2 separate regions of the Homo sapiens genome follow, and region 1 is linked to region 2. Evidence: read pairs that join two places in POLR2A ChIA-PET (ENCODE). Cell type or tissue: OCI-LY7. All regions are shown on one strand. Links, peaks and the distances in the headings refer to the core of each region. The heading gives the core; the rest is flanking DNA. Region 1 overlaps ZMIZ1 (zinc finger MIZ-type containing 1). Region 2 has its middle 280 kb from the start of ZMIZ1-AS1.

The links. Peaks named below come from ENCODE experiments on the same cell type or tissue, not always from the same donor. Only the 100,000 strongest peaks of a DNase experiment are listed, where the experiment ranks them.
Region 1: POLR2A ChIA-PET joins it to region 2 with 10 read pairs; 2 of 35 experiments call an interaction of 5 or more read pairs at or near these places.

Annotation. Positions count from the first base shown.
Region 1 is chr10:79,226,393-79,236,902 of GRCh38, forward strand. All of the region lies in intron 7 of ZMIZ1 (zinc finger MIZ-type containing 1), which reads left to right. Among named protein-coding and RNA genes, the nearest start is that of PPIF, 120 kb to the right of the region's middle. RefSeq lists enhancers at 3,840-4,134, 10,011-10,510. In OCI-LY7, for the core only: no CTCF peak of the experiment used is centred there; a DNase peak (open chromatin) is centred at 4,199.
Region 2 is chr10:78,784,483-78,794,992 of GRCh38, forward strand. No RefSeq gene overlaps it. Among named protein-coding and RNA genes, the nearest start is that of ZMIZ1-AS1, 280 kb to the right of the region's middle. In OCI-LY7, for the core only: no CTCF peak of the experiment used is centred there; no DNase peak of the experiment used is centred there.

The DNA of each region.
Region 1 (10,510 bases), core at 2,954-5,453, 440 kb after region 2:
TTCCTGCATCTGCCTCTAGCCACCCTATCCACAGGTGCACCCAGGACAGAGGTCCTGCCAAAACAACCCCCACCAGCACTGCCCCAGGTTGCCCTGAGGATGCCATGGCTGCCCAAGGAGTTAAAAAAGCCATTGGCAGCAATTAATTCTGTAGAGGAAAGAGCCAGGTAAGAGGATTAAGGAAGCCAGAGCTTTGGTTTTAAGATGGAGCTTAGCATTCTCGCCCCCAGAGGAGGGATTTCAGGGGATTCGAGGGTGTGAGAGTGAAATGGAGCAGGGCCTCGGTAGAAGGTGGGCAGGCTGGTTGTGGAACTTTTTTTAACCAAGTGTTGCAAGCCACAGCCTTGTAAATACCTTGTAAATACCAAAGTATGTACCTTCTGGGTTAGACAGACAGATAGGCATTAATGATGGTACGGTTATCATCAGTTTTGCCTCTTTAGACATACAGAGCCAGGACAGGTCAGGGAAGGGCATCTGGATTAGGAAAAGATCTGATTCCTAGCCCCTTTCAGTCATGATGCAACCAACATTAAGTTCTGCATTTTCTCTGTAACAGGCACTGCCTTGAGTATCCATGAACTCACTTATCCCACATGGTGATCCCAGGTACTCATATCTACCCCATTTTACAGATGAGGAAACTGAGGTTTAGATAAATAAAATAATTTGACCAGGGCTTTCTGGCCAAAAAGAGCCAAAATTGTGATTCAAACAAGAACATTCAACCCCAAAGCCACCAGCTGCCCCTGCTTTCTATGAACAGGTTAAAATGAAGTCTTGGGAAAGACACAGTAATGATTTGAGAGCTGCCAAAGATCACCTGAACTGCTTGCAAGTGGAGGCCTTAAGTGTTTGACAATGATTTGTCCTTGCTGGTAGGTTAAACACCCTCCCATCTTTGGGCTCATTCAACACTCAGGGTCCCATGGATGATGAATAGCAGAGAGCCTGGGTCAGCCCCAATTTCAGATATTTTTTCCAGAAGCCATTCAGCTGTTTCATAGAGAAGGGTGGTCATTAAAAAGCATGGATTCTGGAGTAGCCTGTCTGGGTGTGAATCCCACCCAGCCCCCTAATCACCAGTTCTGAGACCTTGGAAGAGTCAGTTAACTCCTTTGTGCCATGGTTCTCTCGTTTGACAAAAGGGGATTATAATAATGCCTACATCATAGGTTTTAAGTGGGTTAAGGTCTATACAGTGCTTGGAACAGGGCCAGGTGTATAGGACATGCTGTATATGCGTGAGAAATTTTATTCCAGCCTGTTGGCATTCATGCTCTCTGAAATGCCTCTCATACCTGGAGGTAGCACAAAACCTAGTGTTGTAAAAATATGGAACCCTTATGTGTAGGTAGGGCCAAGGTAAATGCCAGTCACACCACCTCCAAGGGTGTGGAGATGAGTGGGACCCTGTTAACTAAGGTGGGGTAAATGGGGTCTCCAAGACAGCAGAGGTTTAGATGGGGCTAAGAATGCATCCCCCCTTTCCCCAAAAAAGAATCTGAGCCACTGTGCAGGAGGCAGGCAGCCCTGCAGAAGGGGAAAGTAGAGAGCTGGCAGAGGGAGGCTGGACAGGGCCCACAGCACCCTGTCTGTGCCCTGGGCAAGGGATGTTTGAAGGCCTCTGTCTCACCATTCCCATCCTGTCTGTGCCCTGGGTGAGGGAAACCTTGAGGGCTTCTGTCTCGCCAAGTCTTCCCAGCAGCCCAGCTCAAAATTATTCAAAGATTGGTAGGAGGAAGAGAAAGTAACATTTAAAGTACCATTTATTGAGCTACTGCTTCATGCCATGCATTGCAGCTGGGTATTTTATGATCCTCATGAGAATCCAACCCATTCTATAGATTAGGAAACTGACGCTCAAAGAGATTTATTCACTTGTCCAAAGTAGCTCAACCCTTTGTATAACAAGGCAAGGGATGAGTGAAGACATGGCTCTGAGTGGATGGATGTGTGGGCCCTTGAGTCTGAAGAGAAGAAGGAAGAATCAAGAGACTGGGGGAGGAGGGTTGTGGACCTGGGCCTGCCCCAACTCCAAATATGGTGCTCCTTCTCCTCCTCCATGGTTGTGCCTTCTTCTCTTCCTCCTTCCCTGGGATCAGACTCATTGTGAATGTGCCTCTTGCCTGTTCCCAGGGCCCATCTGGCACACAGGGGCAGGGAGGAAGGCTCAGGCCAACAGACCCCTGCCCTCTTGCCCCTGTGAGCTGCCCAGGTCAGCATGCATGGCAGAGCAAGGGCTCGGAGGTGAGGGTTCAGGCCCTGGAAATGGGTCTCTGCCTGCAGGCCCCTAGCCCCTCCTTGCCTCCACCATTTCAGTGTTCCCTGAGTCAGGGCCAGCTAGCTTCTGGTATGGGGCTAGTCTCAGGCTATGTAGAGCCCAGTGCTGGAAACCAGAATTGGGGGTAGCCTAGGACAGGGACCTGAGCTTGGGCTTCAAGATCAGGCTGACGTGGGCCTGGTTTAGCTCTGCAGCTTCCATGCTATATGTATCCCCGGCCTCATCTCCCAGCCTCTCATGAAATGATAGGTACCAAGTATGTAGCATAAACTGCCATCTCATGAGGGCTCTGCATGTAATAGTTCTGATTATTTTGAAGTCCTGCTTTACAGTCCAGGCTCTGAGACCTACTTGCTATGTGACTGTATGCAAATCACTCTCTCCACTGAGCTTGGGGTCCCACAGATCTAGAATCCAGCTCTCCTGGCTGGAGCAGCAGCAATTCTGTTTCCATGGTAACCCAGCTGTCTCTCCAGGGACCATCTGGATCTCCTCACCCTGACAAGGTGCGGCCCAGGCAACCAGGTGTTTGTGTTTTGCAGTGGAAGCTCTGCAAGGTGGTAATTCCCCTCACTGGGGACAGGGCGGTGGCCAGGCAGATGGCTGGAGGGAAGCAGAGCCTCCTTGCCGGCTGCCTGTGCTGTTCTGAGCCCAGAGAGACACAGAACCCAGAGCTCGGGAAGTCTGGCCACGGCTTTCCTTGAAGAGTTATTAACAGATGCTTCATTATATTCCTAGGAAAGCTTCCTGGCTTGTTGAGGCTGGCCAGGTGAGAAACACTGCCTGGGGCTGGACTCCTGTAGGGAATTCCAGAGGACCCAGTCTCACCTGTTTGGGATGAAGAGACACTATTGTCTCTGCAGGAAACAGGAATTACTGGGGGGAAACATTAGCAGTCTGCCTTTCAAACAGGCACATAATTATAATGACGGCAGAAACTCAGCGCACAGGATAAGCTAAATTCACCCCTTCAACGTAAGCTCATGGGTAGCTATTATGTTTAGACTCTGTGATCCGTACTTAGGGAACCCTGTACTCCCAAAGGAGCTCACAGACCCAGACCTGGCAGGGACATGCTTAGGAAAAGATGGTGTCAACAGACCCACAACACAGAACCACACTGTGGGGTGGGGAAGCAGAGAGGCGGGACCAGCCACTTCCAGCAGGAAGTTTCCAACCTGGACTGGGTTGGGACGGTGAGGGGATAGTCATCTGCCATCAGTTTACATAGGTGAGCCCCTTGACTTACAACAGCCCGCAACAGGGATCCCCTGTGCTTCTTTCCCAGGTGAGGAAACTGAGGCTCAGAGAGGTTAAGTCCCTTGCCCAGGGTCACACAGCTAGGGAGGGACTGAGCCAGGATCAGAACTGACTCGTTGCACCCTGTGTGGGGACGCTGCCCTCCTCCGTAGGTTGCCCTGGGAGGCTCCGGCCGAGCAAAACAGTTCTCTGCCTCTGTCCTTTTGGCTCTTTCTCTCTCTCCCCGCCCCCCTTTCTCCTTCCTCTCTTTCACTCTCCCCGTCTCCTTTCTCCTCCTTTCCCTCTCTCCCCCACTTCCTTTGTCTCTCCCCTTTCCCCTTGGGACCACTGCTCCGTGCACCACAGGTCCTGCTGCTCGGCTCTGCCAGGGTCATCTGCAGCGTCTGCTCTAGGTGGCCGGCTATCTGCTCACAGGCTGCTGCCCTGCTCCAGCCCTGGGCCACGCCCCCAGAAATGCCTGCTGTTGTTTAGCTCTGCCCCCTCCTGAGGACCCTCAGCCAAGGAAGTGACATCATTGCATACATTCCCATTTCCTCCAGGCTCCGTGTGGTCTTGAGCCCACTCTCAGATGTGCGCCCCAGATGTTTAGAATCACTTCCTCCCAATTAAGCGTCTGCCGGGAGTCGAGGGGCCCGCCTGTGTGCAGGGTCCATGTCTGTTCAAAAGGGTCTCAGAAGAGAGAAAATGGGAACTCCTCCCTGCACAGACGGCGGGAAAGTGGTTCACTGTTGAGCTCCCTGGGGAAGCCGGGAAGCCAGCACTCTGAAGCATGCTGGATGCGGTGGAGGTGGTGCCTGTGCTTGATTGTCCGCCCGTGTGGAAGCGCGAGGATGTGCAGGTGGCCCAGTGGTCTCCAGGGAGAGATTTGAGTGTCAGGGCCTCTGTGCCTAGTTCTCCTCCCTCTCCAAATGGAAAGAGAACTGTGGGAGGAGAAAAACAAAAGAGAAGAAAGACACAGCCCCTCTAAAGAAGGAGGGCACAGGTGCCAAGGTGGCCCCATGGGTCAAGGCCCAGGGTGTGGACCCCTCCTCCGAGGGCACTCATGCCCTGCTCGGGCTAGGCTAGGTTTTAGGGTTCCGGTCCTGTGCCTCCTCCTGGGGTGCCTTTGCTCTGTGTCAGAGTCACATGTCCACACAGCTAGGCAGATGACACAAAGATGGCATCTCACTGAAGATACAGAAGTGATCAGGGGCACCAGAGTGCCCAGCCCCACCAAGGGGACAGCTGCTACACAGGGGCCACCTGAGGCCATGCGTGACACACACCCAGAACTGCCAGCACTTGTGATTCCACAAGAAGCTTGGAGTTATTGTTTTTGTTTTTGTTTTGAAACGGAGTTTCACTCTTGTCATCCAGGCTGGAGTGCAATGGCGCGATCTCAGCTCACTGCAACCTCTGCCTCCCAGGTTCAAGCGATCCTCTTGCCTCAGCCTCCCCAACAGCTGGGGTTGCAGGCAACCACCACCATGGCTAATGTTTGTATTTTTAGTAGAGATGGGGTTTCACTGTGTTGACCAAGCTGGTCTTGAACTCCTGAACTCAGGTGATCTGCCCGCCTCGGCCTCCCAAAGTGCTAAGATTATAGGTGTGAGCCACCATGCCCAGCCTAGGAAGCCTGGTGGGGGGTTTTGTTTGTTTGTTTTTTGTTTTTTTTTGTTTTGAGACGGAGTCTCGCTCTGTCACCCATGCTGGAGTGCAGTGGCACGATCTTGGCTCACTGCAACCTCCGCCTCTCGTGTTCAAGTAATTCTCCTATCTCCGCCTCCCAAGTAGCTGGAATTACAAGCACACGCCACCACGCCTGGCTAAAATACAATTTTTAGTAGAGATGGGGTTCCACAAAGTTGGCCAGGCTGGTCTCGAACTCCTGACCTCAGGTGATCCACCTGCCTCAGCCTCCCAAAGTGCTGGGATTACAGGCATGAGCCACCGTGCCCGGTCATGCCTGGTGTTTTTAATGCTATTGACCACTCCTGTGCAGCTAGTCCAGTGAGACTGAGGCTGGCTCTTGGGTGGCCAGTGGAGGCACTGGGCTGAAATCATTTGAGGAACAATGGACCCATGAATGATGGGAGGAGGGTCAGTTTTTGGAGAATCTAGTGGAGGTTGGCCACCTTGAGCTTGCCTCCTGCTCTCCTGCTTTAGAGCTGTGTGACTTTAAGGAACTGACTTAACCTCTCTGATCCTCAGCTGTTGCATCAGGAAACGGGGCTAACTGTAACCCTCGTTTGGTGCTGTCTGCGTTGAGGATTAAATGGGAGGATATAAGGGAAAACTGTGCCCTGCATGTAGTGAAAACTCAGTGTCTTATTTGCTACATCCCAATGACTGAGACAGAATAGGTGAGTGGGTGGTACCCCTGCACCCCTCAAAAAATCACTTATGGGAGGAAGATGGCTGGTATGGGAAGGAGGATACTGTGTGTTGGACAGCAAAGGGGAAGCAGGAGGACGGTGTATTTTTGGAGGTCACAAGATACATAATAATTCATAGGTATACATAATAAGTATTGGTGGTAGGGTTACATTATCGTTACTGTTCCTCTCTGACATGAATGTCAGAGTGTAGAGGGCTTTGAGGATCACCTAGCCCAAGCCCCAGTTTAATCTGAGAAGAGACTGACACAGGGTGGGGGATGCAATCTTCCCAGCATCCCTCATCGTACCAGGGGCGAGGCTGGCATTACTCCTGCTATTATTGCCACCATACCTTTATGTGAAACCCTAACATCATCCTACTACTACTGCCAATCAGTTAAGGAGTTACCATGTTTTAGATGCTAGGCAAAATACTGCATGCACATCCTCTCCTTTCAGCTTTACGAAAATATTAAGGTGCAGGTGCGGAAGGAATGTGAGCTAAACCCCCTCCTGCTTCTTCTGACTTGGTGTCCCTGTGCAAGATGTGCCACTTTGAGCCTCCATTTCCTCATCTGTGGAATGGGAACAGCACCACCTGCCCCCTGGGGTTCCAAGCATCCAAGGGGCTAAGTGATAGGAAGTACTGATGCCCAGTACTGGTTCCATGAATGCCTGGGGAATCTGGAGGCTCCCTCTTGGCTCCTGGCTTCCAGCCACGCCCCCGACACCAAGGCCTCTGTCAGTACTGGTTGTTCCTCAGTGCAATTAGGTAATTAGGCCAAATTCAATTACACACCACACTCCCAGGTTTGTCTGGGGCCCAAGGGGGGTGTGGGCTCCCCTTGTTGAGGGGGAGCAGCAGAAGCACTGGCTTGGTTCCCAGGGCTGGGCCTTCCCACTGTGCCTCTCAGAATACTGCCTGCATCCTGCATCGCAGCTGGGGAGACTGAGGCAGGGAACAGGCAGCATTGCTTGGCCCCTGCCTTAGTCTGTTCAGGCTGTTATAGCAAAATACCTTTGACTAGGTAACTTACAAACAATAGCAATTGATCACTCCCTGTTGCAGAGGCAAGATCAGGCTCTGGCAGATTTGATGTCCAGTGAGGGCACGCTCCCCGTAGATGGCACCTTCTGGCTGTGTCCTCACATGGGTGCAAAGAGCGCCCTCAAGCCTCTTTCATAAGGCACTGGTCCCATTCATGAAGGTGTATTCCTGATGACCTAATCCTCTCCCAAAGGCCCCAGCTCTTCGTACCATCTCAATGGATTAGATTTCAACACGTTAACTTAGAGAGGCACAAACACTCAGACCACAGCAACCCCAAACCGTAGCATCCACAGGGCTGAGATCACCATGCCTGATTTTTTTCCCCTCCTGGAGAGCGTCACCCCAGACTGCTGGCCCACAGCTCACCTTCCCTTTCAAATTCATCAGCAGGGGCCTGGCTCCTCATCCTCTGGAAAAGCCCAAAGATTGGTAGGGAGGGTGGGGGGGCCTCAGCTTCCCTCTGCCACCCCTGGATTTGCAGCAGTTTCCCCTCCTAGCTGCAGGCTGGCACCCAGCTGCTGCCCAACACTTTGATCGGCATATGGATCTTTTGGGAGAGCAGGGGCTCTAGTGAAGTTGGGCAAACCAGAGTGTATATATGTCTTTAAGGGTCTTGCCGGGGGAGTCAGGCGAGAGCAACCCAGGCTGAGGGCAGCAAGATGGCCCTCCTGGAGACCAGGCATGACACTTCTAGGGACCACATCATCTGAGTCCTTGAATGCCAATCTAAGGAGCTTGAACTTGATCTTGACACCCCTGGGGAGCGAAAGAACGTTTTAGACAAGGGATGACATGGTCAGATTTGCCTCAGCAGGTAGAGGAGGGACTTGGGTGCTAGAGGCAGAGAACATAGTTTGGAGGCTGGTGCAGTTGCCAGGATGCCAGGACACCAGTCTGCTGGGGTGGAAGTGTGCCGTGTGTGGAGGGAGAGAAGCAGAGGTGACTCCCCAGCAATGCCTCGTGCCCACGCCCTTCCCTGGGCCTCGGAAGCTCAGGTGGTGACATGGCTGTTTTATGCTTGACTCTTGACTTACCAGTTCTGAGGATGGATGGTACACAGCACCTTTCCCAGGGAAAAGGTCTTAACTTTGGATTTCATTCTGAAATGAAAGTGGTTTTATGGAATTTTTCTTGTAAGTCCAAAGATAATACATACTATGTGTAGGACAATCAAGGAATACAGAAAATTATAAGAAAGTAAAGCTGACATCCCACCACTGTGGAATAACTTGGTGAATATCCATTAGTCATGCAGGAAACATTTAACATACTTAATAGATAAACATACTTAACAGATAAACCACAAATAAATATAGGAGAATGGAACCATAGAGGGCCTGCCACCTTGGAACCAGCGTCTTTGCCTTGACAAAATGATGTGTGTTGTAGACCTCTTGCCTGGCCCACCTGTCAGCCTACTCCGGCCTTTACAGGGAATTAGCAGGAGTCAGTTCAATAATGACATTTCTTCTTGGAGCCTACCCAGCCAGACTTGGGGAGGCCAGTGCCCCCGGCAGCAAAGAGAGGTATGGCATCTACACTAGATGTCTTCACTGGGGGAGAGGGGATTAGGGTCCAGAGAGGGACAGTGACCTGCACCTGGTCACACAGCAAGCTCCCAAGCCCCTTTCCAGGTAGCATCTGTCTCAGTTGGGGACTTGGCCTCCTGGGCCAAAGAGCACGCAGTTCTGTGAGCTCAGCTCTGCAGGCCCTGATTTCAACATCAGGCCTCCCACTCCTTGCCCTGCCCTGGCGGCCACCTTTGGATTTCTCCCAGACATTCCTGTGCAGCCTGTCAGCTCATGTCCAGAGCCCCTGGAGGTGGGGGACACCTGGGACCACACTGGGGAATGAAGGAAGCCGCTGGCTCCCCTCATCTGCCATGGACCAGGAACAAGGGGCTGGAAGGGAGCAGGCACCCGGAGAACCTCCTCTCACACGGGGTGGTGAAAGGAAGGCAGGAAGGCTGCACCGGGTGATGAAGGACTCCTGGCAAACTTTTCATGGGCTTGGGAGGTTCCTAAAACCGCGCAATTGCTGCCCAGAGCACACCGAGGTGCTCGGGCTTGCTTCTCAACCACCTCTCCTCCTTTTACCTCTCCTAGCACCCTACAGCAGGCCTCAGAAGCCATAAGCCCACCAGTACAGGGTCCCTTCTGCAATTCTCCATCCTCAGCTCATATGCCTCAGGTGACAGGCTGCTCCCTGCTACTCCCTGGCAGCCCTGACTGTCAGAAATTCCTTCCTTCTTTGAGCCCAAATCAGGTTCACCCACCCATCTTCAGGATGCATGTGATTCCCACAGTAGGTGAGGGAAAGAGCCGACAAGTCCAGGTCTAGCCCTGACCTCCCTGTGAGCAGGAGGTACCGGGTAGGATGGACCCATCCCATCAGAATCCCACACTGTGCTGGGAAAAAAGAGGCAACTGATGGGCAAGAGTCCTTTAGAAGAGCGTATCTGCCTAGCACTTTGCAGTTTGCAGGGCATGCCCTGGACGCTACAGTTGGCAGGAATACAGTGCCAGGATAGACAGCTTGGGGCCGTGGAACAAGCCAGGAGTCTGGGGTTCTAGTCCTGGCTCTACAATTAATATGCCATGTGACTGGAGGCAGTCCCTGCCTCCTCTTTGAACCTCAGTTTCCTCATTTGAAGAGGGAAACAAGGGCCTCTTTACTCTGATGTCGATTGAGCTGGCTTGATTGCAAATGGATAAGTAGAGGCTCTGTCAAGAAAGGGGCTGGAAGGAATAGGCCACACATGGTTTCCAGGCACGATGGGTCCGATGGTGGCTGGGACACCTGGTATAGTAGCCCTGCCTGGTCCTGCAGCCTGGGCCAGAGTGTGTGAGTGGCCCCAAATCTTTTCCCAAAGTGAGCCTCACTTTCTTCCGCTGCAAAGTGGAAGCTTTGTGCTCAGCTGCCTTGTGAGCCTTTGTCTGGGAAGCATCAGGAACAGAATTTGGCTGCTCCAGCCCAGACAGGGAGGTGTGCCGCACAGCCAGGCAGGCAGACAGTCCGGCAGGAAGGCAAACTGCATTTCCAACTGCAGAGAGCTTATGTCAGTCCAACCCTGGGGCCATTCGGAAGCCCCCATCAAAGCTGTGTCCTGGGAGAAGCAATGAAACCCCAGGACTGCTGAGGCACGGACATTCGAGCTGCCGTTGCCGTCTCTTCCCTTCAAAGGCGACTCCAGAAATCAATGGGAAGAGATTCATTAGAGACCTGGGTGGCGCGCTCCCCACCACCTCCAGCAGCCCCTTTGTTAACCAGCCTGAGCTTCCTGTCTGAACAGGCTGCCTGCCCCTGAGAAACAACCCACGTTCTAGGAAGCAGGTCAGAGACCTAGGCTCCGGGCAGGGCAGCAGGGCCACCACACACCCTTAGAGGCTGTGATTGTTCACTGTGCATTCAATCATTCTTGGTTCACTCATTCATTCAGGCAGCTGGTCCTTGTTTCATTCATACAGCTAATATTTATAAAGCATCTGCCTGGCATATTTTAGATACTGTCAATATAACACATCCAAAACAGACTAAAGTCCCAGTTGACATGGAGCT
Region 2 (10,510 bases), core at 5,078-7,577:
GTCACAAAGCTGGTAAGAGATGAAGCTGTTATAGACACCCTGGTCTATCTGTCTTCCATATCAAGCTCCCTCTAATACCCATGACAGTGGCTCTATCAACCACGGTGCTGTGTGTTTCAGTCCCTGTGCAAAGCAGGAGAAGCAGGAAAGACAGCTGCAGCCAGATTCCCCCAGGACTTGTTGGTCTCCCAGCATCACAAGTTTCCAGGACAAGAGGCCCCTTAGTGGAAGCAACTGACAAGGGCCAATAATTCAGTACCAGTGCTGGGAAAGTAAGTTTTTTTTTTTTTTTTTTGCTCGTTTTGTAAGAGAAGAAAAAAATGCCATTTGGCCTCAGAAAGATGTTCTTGCTGCCAAACACATGATTTTTGCACATGGTGAGGACGTGTGATTTTTACATATGTATTTTTTCCCTTTTAGTAAAAACAGTTTCATCCCTGGCAAGAAGGTGAAAGAAAGGGAGTATAAAAAGATTGCCATGGAAAACCATCACTTTGCCATTACAGAGACCAAAAGCCAAGAGTTTAGAATCTCCATAGATGGAAGGGAACAAAAAAAAAAGAGAGAGAAGGAGTGAGACAAAAGATCTCCAGCGTTTATGAAATAAGAACTAGATCTGGGGCTGACTCCCTTGTGTCCACTGTAGAGCACCCCATGTCTTCAAGAGTGTTTAGATGTCTCTCAACTCTGAGGTGGCAGAGGACGGGCAGCATCAGTGCAATCTTCCTACCGTGACCAGGGCAGACATTAGTAATCAATCACAGCATCCCTTCCTATTAAGCAGGGATGCAGCCTCAAGGCACTCCAGGAAACCCCTACCCATTGATTAGAGTTGGCAAGTAAGATGAAACAAGGTTGCTGTTCTGCCTTAATCAACCCTTACATTTTGCATGTGAAGTAATTGAGACACAGAGAGAAGCTGTGAGCTGGCAAAGGTTACACAGAACGTTTGCATAAATAAGTCCTTTTCCAGTTTTGCTGCTAGCTCTCAGGCCACGATTTGTTCCACTAGGCTCCCTGTCTGCCGAGTGTCTCCCAAATCTCTTCACGGATGTGAGAAGTTGTTGGGTTCCTGAACACCTAACAAGCAATGCAGAGAATTCTATCCGGAGCTTAGATTTTCTGCCTCTATGGACTTTTCCATCAGTGCCAGAGCTATGGGCCATGATCCTCTGCAGAATCACAGCAGGTCAAAATGGCCTCCCTAAAGGACACCAAAGCTCCCTCCCAGGACCATGGCCTTTCACGTGTTTATTATGGAAGTCACTCTTAAAAGGGAACAGCTAATAAACTGTGAAGGGTCAGCATTCCCACAGGAAATTGTCACCACTCTAGAGATGGTTCTTGTATATTTTTCCTCAGTTTAAGAATAAAATTTTCCATGAGATTAGCATTTCTAAAGTGTTTTCTGTGAAACACATTCTCAAGATGTCCTAGAAGATTTTTCACAAAGATAAGCAGAGCTAAAATACAAATAAAATAAAATAGAAAAGACGTGTGGCCAACGATCTTGGAACTCAGCACAGGATAGCTCTTCTGTGGAATCGTGCTGCATCTTAGAGTGTAAAAGGCCCTGAGAAGTCCTGCCTAAAGTTCTGGACTTTATAGTTTTCAGTATGCACGTGTCCACAGAAACATCTTTGCACATAGCGTTTACGAAGATTCTGCTGGATGTTCTTTCAAGAGCACTGGTTTCCATGCAGCACATTCAAGGGGGAAAGAATGCAGGAGTCCAGAGTCAGAAGAATTGAGTTTGAACCCTGGCTATGGATCTCTGACGTATTTATCTAAGGACTTTGTACTTCAGTTTCTACTGCCTAGAGTTAGTTTGGGTTTTTAAAATACGTTTATTGTTCAAGATAATATAAGTTTACTATAGATAATTCAGATAACATAAAAATGTATGCAAGAAAATTAAAATAGCTCATCATTTCATCATACGTCGATAACCATTGTTAATACTTTGATATATTCCTTCAAGTCTATTTAGTCTATTAAAAGGATCTGCAGGGACATACTTAAAAAATATTATTATAATCTGCATTGTTTTATATCCTACTGGTTTTTGCTTTTAATAATAGGGAAAAGGCCAGTCACGGTGGCTCACGCTTATAATCCCAGCACTTTGGGAGGCTGAGGCAGGTGGATCACTAGGTCAGGAGTTCAAGACCAGACTGGCCAACACAGTGAAATCCCATCTCTACTAAAAATACAAAAATTAGCTGGACGTGGTCGCGGGTGCCAGCAATCCCAGCTACTTGGGAGGCTGAGGCAGGAGAATCGCTTGAAGCCGGGAGGCGGAAGTTGCAGTGAGCCAAGATCGCGCCACTACACTCCAGCCTTGGCGACAGAGTGAGACTCCATCTCAAACAGAAAAAAAAATAGGGAAAAAAAAGTAAGTGACCAAAATATCCAACAAAGCTCCCTGAGGACATGAATTTAAGTGGTATCATGGGATTTCATTATTTGAATATTATCTGAAAGCTTTGGGGCCAGATATTTCAGAATTTAGAATTAATTAGGTTTTGAAAAGGTAAAAATCTGTTTTAAAAAAAGGATACATTAGGAAGCACCTGCAGTGGGACCTCAACAGTAGCCTAGAATCAAATACAGTATTTGGACAAGAAAATATTTGAATATTCTCACTAACTGAGATAAATGATGACTATTAAAAAGATTCCCTTCAGTTCAGTGTCAGATTTTTGCCACCAGTGAAATTGCAGCAAACCTAATGCAGATCTGTTAACTGTAATTGCATTGTGGATTCTGGAATCCTGCTTATCATGTTGTGGACTTGTACTGTGATTGCCAACCAAGCCAAACCTTCATTGTTGACTATTTGGACTGTTTCCAAATTTTTGTTATTATAATAAGTAGGGCTGCAAAGAGCATTCTTGTCCATGAAATTTTTGCACATCCGTGGTTGTTTCTTCAGGATGTATTCCTAGAAACTGGACTCCTGGGTCACAAAGAATTAATGTTTTTAAGATTTTTCGTCTATCTGCCAAAATGCTCTCCAGAAAAGCTGAGTAATTTATACTCCCAGCATTACTGCATGAAGGGGGGTTTCTCCTTCTCCATCCCAACCCCCTACTCCCAGAAACAGCAACACTGGGTATTATCAGTGTTTGATAAATGGATTCCAATTTGAAGAGCAAAAATTTTCATCTCTCTTTGAGTATTACTAGCAATATTCCACTTTTTTCATATGCTAACTGAATGATTATATTTCTTTTCTTAATGGTCTTTATATATTCCACACAAATCTTTTTATTGAGATGTTCATATTTTTCTTCTTGACTTACAAGAGCCTTTTGTGGATTAAATATATTAAAACACTTTGAATACCACATATGGGGTAATATTTTCCTAGTCATGTTATTTGACTTTTAATTTTTTATGGTGTTTTAATAGTTCCCCAAATTTTAAAAAAACTAAAATGTGGAATACATGTGGAATACAGAACACTTAGAAACGTATAAGAATGTCAAACAAAAGAGCTTGCCTGTCCACCCAGAGTAACTACACTATTTTAGTGTAGAATTTGCTAATATTTTCTGTTTCTTTCAAACAAGGGTTAGCCTGCTTTGCCTTCACTTATTCTTGTGAATAATTTTTTCATTTTAATAAATATTCTTCTATAACTCAAGTTTTATGACTTCACAGCATTCCATTGTATCCGACCATCATTTACCTAAATATTCTCTGGTTTTAGATGTTAAAGTTATTTCCAGTTTTCATCATTCCTTGGAATGCTGGGATGAAAAACATTGAACCAACATCCATTCTGTCTTCTCTAATTATTTCTTTATAATGAATTTCTATAACTTCTGGGACAAAGGGCAGGTGAATTTTACATTTTTAATATTTTTCTAGTAATTGATATTTATTAGGCTTTTTTTGAAATATAGAGTGATTTTTAAGAAAATAAGAATCATTTATAATTTTCCCATCCAGAAACGGCTCCTGTTGAAAGTGTTACACTTTTGTCTATACCTTTACATCTGTGAGTGGATGTTTGTACAAACAAAACAGAGTTGCATTTTATGCGCTGTCTTCTAAATTCAGTGTACGAATGTAATTTTCAACCAAGATACTTCTACTGGCCACATAATAGCACGTTGTTTGGATATACCTCCGTTTATTTAATCAATTGTTCATTCCAAGAAATTTTAGGGTTTTGTTTTCCAAACATTTGAAGTTATCTGCAATACTGTGGTGATCATTGTGATGTTCTTAATAATTTTCTCAAGATAAAGTCTTACACATAAAATTAGGGAGTCGATGATACGTAAATTTCTGAAGACTTTGATATACGCTGGTGGAGTACCCCATGGAGTCTGACCTACTTTACACTCCCTCCTGTGATATGTGACATTGCTTCCCAGAATCCTGACCAGTATAGTAAACTATCTTTTATTTAAAATATTCGGTGAAATGCTAGATCTTGTTGCTATTTTAATGTGTTCTTAATTATAAAACAGCAACATCGAACATTTTTTCATATGTTTACTTACCGTTTGTTTTTCTCTTCTGTTAATTACTTATTTCCATTTGTCTATTAGGAGTGTTTATCTTTTTTATTGTTTTGTAAGCTTTCTTTACAAATTAAGTTTATTAACATTTTATATGCCACATTTTTGGAAGTATTTTTTCCAGTCATACATTTGCTTTTTATGCGTGTAGTATGTAACAAAAATAACTGTGTATAGTCTGACCTATCAAATTTGTCTTTATAATATCTTCTCTCAACATCTTCCTTAAAAAGACCCTTTCCAGTCCCATATTTTATGTAGCAGACTGACCTACATTTTTTTCTAGTGCCTTTGTGACTTTATTTTTATATACGTCTTAAATTCACCAGGAATTTATTTTAGCTTATGACTGAGCTAAGGATTGGAGTTAATTTTTTCCAACATCATTTATTGAATAATCCATCCTTTCCACAAGGACTTGAAATGTCACCATTATCACATACTAAATATTTATACATACTCCAGTCTGTTTCTGGGCTTGCAGCTCTGTCCCATCAATCTCTCTGTCTATTCCAGGGCTGAGAGGAGAGGGGTTTCTGGGGTAGAACAGGCAGGACTTGATAACTGATTAGACATGGGGGGAGTTGAAGATGACTTCAAGGTTTGCGACTGAAACCTGGATGGATGTGACACCATTAATCAAGGAAATGGAGGCAAGGAAGGGTTCGTGATACCCTAAGTCTCTTCTCACTTCAATCCATCACTCACATTTCAGGCAGAATAAAATTTTTAATACATATTTATTTAATTTATTGGAAAAGTAATGCATGCACATGTTTAAAAAGATTCAATTCATATAAAAGGTTTCCAATGAAAAGTAAGTCTCCTCCAGAACATGTACTCCTAATTCCCCTCCATAGAAGCAAACACTGTTAATAATTTTTTGTGTGCCTATATAGAAATAACAATTTCTGTAGAAATTGCTTCCCAGAACCCTGGCCAATATAGGAAACTATCTTTATTTAAAATATTTGGTGAAATGTGAGATCTTGTTGCTATTTTAATGTGTTCTTAATTGAAATGTGTTCTTAATTTCTATAGAAAGCAACATTAGGTACATACAAGCACAGATAGATAACTAGCTAGCTAGATAGATAGATAGCTAGCTAGCTAGATAGATAGATAGCTAGCTAGCTAGATAGATAGATAGCTAGATAGATAGATAGATAGATAGATAGATAGATAGATAGATAGATAGATAGACAGACAGATAGATAGACATCTTTATGCAGGCATATTCACACACATCTTTCAAACAAATTGGACCATACTACAAACACTACACAGCACCCTGATTATTTTCAACTCAATGATTTATCTTATAAATGATTCTATATGAACACATGGACACAGGGAGGGGAACAACACACACTGAGGCCAGTCAGCGGGAGGGGGTGAGGGTGTGGGGGCAGAAAGATTATCAGGATAAATAGCTAATGCATGCAGGGCTTAACATCTAGGTGATGGGTTAATAGGTGCAGCAAACCACCATGGCACACGTTTACCTGTGTAACAAACCTGCACGTCTTGCACATGTATCCCAGAACTTAAAATAAAATAAAATATTTTAAAAAGAAATGATTCTATATGAACACAGATAGATCCACCTCCTTGTTTTTAATGGCCGTTTGAAGTTCCACTGAGTAGTACACCATTATTTTTTACTAACTTTCCATAGGGGGACACTTTGGGAGTTTCTCCCAATTAACTTTTGTTTTTTAAAGATGGTGTCTTGTTATGTTGTCCAGGTTAGATTTGAAATCCTAGGCTCAAGGGACCCTCCTGCCTCAGCCTCCCATGTAGCTGGGACTATAAGCATGTGCCACCACACATAGCTTAATTACCTTTTCTTTAATTAAAAAAAAAAAAAAAAAAAAAAACAGAGTCTCTACCAAAAATACAAACATTAGCTGGGCGCAGTGGTGCGTGCCTGTAGTCCCAGCTACTTGGGAGGCTGAGGCAGGAGAATGGCGTGAACCCGGGAGGCAGAGATATCCCTGTAGTGAGCCGAGATCGCACCACTGCACTCCAGCCTGGGCAACAGACCGAGACTCCATCTCAAAAAAAAAAAAAAAAACAAACAAACAAAAAAAAAAAACAGAGTCGACCATGTTTCCCCTCTGTTTGAAATTTTTCCTGGCTTCGGAGTTTGAGACCAGCCTGAACAACATAGTGAAACCCCATCTCTACTAAAAATACAAAAAATTAGCTGGGCGTGGTGGCATCACTTGTAATCCAAGCTACTTGGGAGGCTGAGGCAGGAGAATCACTTGAACCCGGGAAGCGGAGGTTGCACTGAGCTGAGATCGTGCCACTGCACTCCATCCTGGGTGACAGTGCAAGACTCTGTCTCAGCCCTCTGACTCACTGCCTTAAACTCCCCGCACATCTTTCCACACCCCTCTCAGACCCTGTGGCCTCTTAAAAAGCAGGTCCTATTCACTTAAAACTGCTCTTCTTTGTCCACTGAGGAACTCCTATTTTTCTTTCAAAACTCTGCTTAGTGGTGACCTCCTCTGTAATGCCTTCCCTTAATCCCCCTCACCTCCCTGAACATATGCAGTGTGGGGGTGTGTGCACACACATATACATGCATTACACACATACACACACATTATCACACATCTTACACTCACGTACATACAGTTATTCACTGCATATGACATTTCGATCAATGACAAATGGCATATATGACGGTAATCCCATAAGATTATAATGTCGTATTGTAACTGTATCTTTTCTGTTTAGATACACAAATACTTACCGTTGTGTTACAATTGCCTACAGTAGCCAGTGCAGTAACATCCTGTACAGGTTGGTAGCCAAGGAGCAATAGGCTCTACTATATAGCCTAGGTGTGCAATAAGCTGTACCATCTAGGTCTGTGTAAGCACAGTCTGTGGTGTTTATACAGTGATGAAATAGCCTAATGACAAATTTCTCAGTATATATCCCTGTCATTAAGTGACACTCCACTGTAAACACATACACAAGCATACACACGCAAACATACACATATACGCAGCCAGAACAAATGAGTTACTTCATCCTCAGCACTCCAGGGGCATGTTGTTCATACCCCTGAGGGCCCTGAACCTTACCCCCTTCTAATTACTATTCATTCTTACCACTTTAGCTCAACAGGTGTCTCCTCTAGGTGATTTTTCTTGAGCCTTCAGATAGAACCAACCACTCCACCCCTCACCTCACTATCCCACACCTATCTTGGGACGCTAGGACTCCACTTCTATTATTTTCATGGCTTTTTTTCTTTCCTGGAGAGTAAAACTCATAAACTCTATGAGAGCAGGCATTATCTCCTGGGTCGCTGCATTTCCCAGAGTCTGACGCTGTATCCGATGGACATCAGGTGCTTGGCTGGAAAGAAACTCAGCTGGGACAGAGCAGGGTGGCCGTCCTGTTGTTTCTGGCAGTGCCCATTCTGACTGATCAGTGCTCTACCCTGTTTTATATGCCAACACCATTGTGGAATGTCACCACGGTACTCAGTAAGTGTTGATTGAACTGTCATCATTACTTACATGTCTATAACTCATTAGACTGCCTCTGTCTCAAAGTTGGAATCTATCATACTAATTTTTGATTCCCCAGGACCTAGGTAAGAGCCGAACATGTAGTAGATACTCAGTAAATGCCTGCTGAAAGAATTGAGCAGATGAGTGCAGAAAGCAACAAATTTGCTTTGGAGCCCGTGGTAGCACCCCGGCATGGGTTCCCACCCCTTCAGTTATGGGCCTCCACCTTTAGGATCAGGACAAAATGCCTTCACATGGCCACAAAGCCCTGCACTGTGTGGCTGCTGTCTGTCTGTATTAGTTATAATCATCGGTGAGTGGCAGAAGCCCCCAAGCTACTGTAACTTAAATATGAGAGAAGTGTGTTTCTCTCTCTTGAACACAAAGAGATCAATGGCTGGGGGCAGACCATGCAGGTCCGTGGTCATCAGAGACCCTGACTGCTTCCTTTCTGTCATTCTGCACCCCCTCATCCAGGATCCTGCCTGTGGTTCAAAATGGCAGCTCCAGCTTAGAAAAGCTGTTGGAGTTCCACCGGGTAGGAAGGACAAATGGACAGAGAAGGCTGTGCCCTTCCCCTTAAGAACATTTCCCAAAAGTTGAACAGAGCACTCACATCCTGTTGGCCAAACTTAGTTACATGCCCTTGTCTAGCTGCAAGGGAGGCTGGGAAATATAGTCTCTATTCAGGCAGCCTTGGGCCCAGTAAAAATAAAAGTTTCTCTAGTAAGAAATTAAAAGGTGGGCCGGGCACGGTGGCTCACACACATAATCCTAGCACTTTGGGAAGGTGAGATGGGTGAATCACCTGAGGTCAGGAGTTCTAGACCAGCCTGGCCAACATGGAAAAACCCAGTTGCTACTAAAAATACAAAAGTTACCCAGGCATGGTGGCACATGTCTGTAATCCCAGCTACTGGGGAGGCTAAGGCACGAGAATTACTTGAACCTGGGAGGCAGAGGTTACAGTGAGCCAAGATCTCATGCCACTGCACTGCAGCCTGGGTGACAGAGTGAGAATCTGTCTCAAAAAAAAGAAAAAGAAAAAAGAAATTAAAAGGAGGCTAGATGTTGAGGGGCAAAGAGTAGACTTTTCCACACTCCCTCTCCACCCTGATCACACGCAGCTTGCCCCCTTCTGTTCCTCCCCTACTCCTCCTCTACCCGCCACCTTCTTCCTGCCACACTCACTGCTGATATGAGCTGCTTGGTCATACTGGTACCTCTCTCAGGAATGCTGGCCCTCCCTCTTTCCCTAATTCACTCCTCATTCTCCATCAGAACTAAGCTTCACCTCCACCTTCCATAAGAAATACCCTTGCTAAGTCAAAGAACCCATGATTAGATCTCAAAGAATCATATGTCTTTCCTTTAAAACACTTGTGAAAATCTCAAGTTTATATGCATTTGCAAGATTATTGTATTAATATCTGGCTTCATCGTTAGATGAATAACCCCACAGGAAAAGAACACGTCCACATTTGTTTACTGTTTTGTCTCTAGTGCCAAGCATAAGCTCTTGTCAAAAGTAGGTTCTCAATAAATAAGTGTAGAGTGAGTTGATCAATTAATGATGCATATGTGATGCAGTTTCAGATACAGCTCTAAAGCTAGGGCAAGATACTAGTAGCTACCTGCACAGAACTGAATGAAATTGTGGAAGTAGTTACAAATCCCCAAAGAAGAAGAGACAGAGAGAGAAGAGAACAAATACAGTTTATATTTGTGGCAGAGATGCATGAGGCAGGAAAATAATCCAGAGAATAGAAGAGGGGAAGAAAGCAGACATTTGCTGAGCCCTGTGCTGGGCTCGGTATGAGAATGATCTCGTTACCCTTGGCAATAGCCCTGAGCCCCAGCTCTTGGTGCCCTGAGGAGATGGACAGCCCATGCCTCAGTTAAAGGATTGTACAATTTGTTCAGGAGAGATCAGGGATGCCTGACCCTAAGTCCATGCCTTTCGATGGGTAAGGCTATAGGAGAATGTGATCCAGAGGAAAGAGAAGAGGATTAGAAGAGGACAGAGTTCAAGAAACTAAGGCTATGGAGTCCTAAAGCTCAGGAAGAACCAGAGGGACCGCAAGCCGAGAAGCACCCTTGACTCTGCCCATTAGAGGCCACTGTGGCTGAGCAAGCCCAGGAGAGGTGAGGGCAAGTCCCGACAGCAAGTGACAAGCACCTTTGAAGCCTATGTCTCCGGGGTCTGTATCTTCTTTAAGAATTTGTGAGTTAAAAAATAACAGACAAGGATGAGGCCTGGGCCCTAAGGAGAGGGTAGACAATGCCATCGAGAAACCCCCAAATCTCAGCGGTGTAACCCAACAGAGCTGCACCTGGCTCCTGTCATTGTGTGAGGAAGGCCTGGCAGTGGTTGTGCATGGTCCTTCCACAAGTGGTGACTTGGGGACCCAGGCTACTCCCACCTGGCAGTCCTGCATC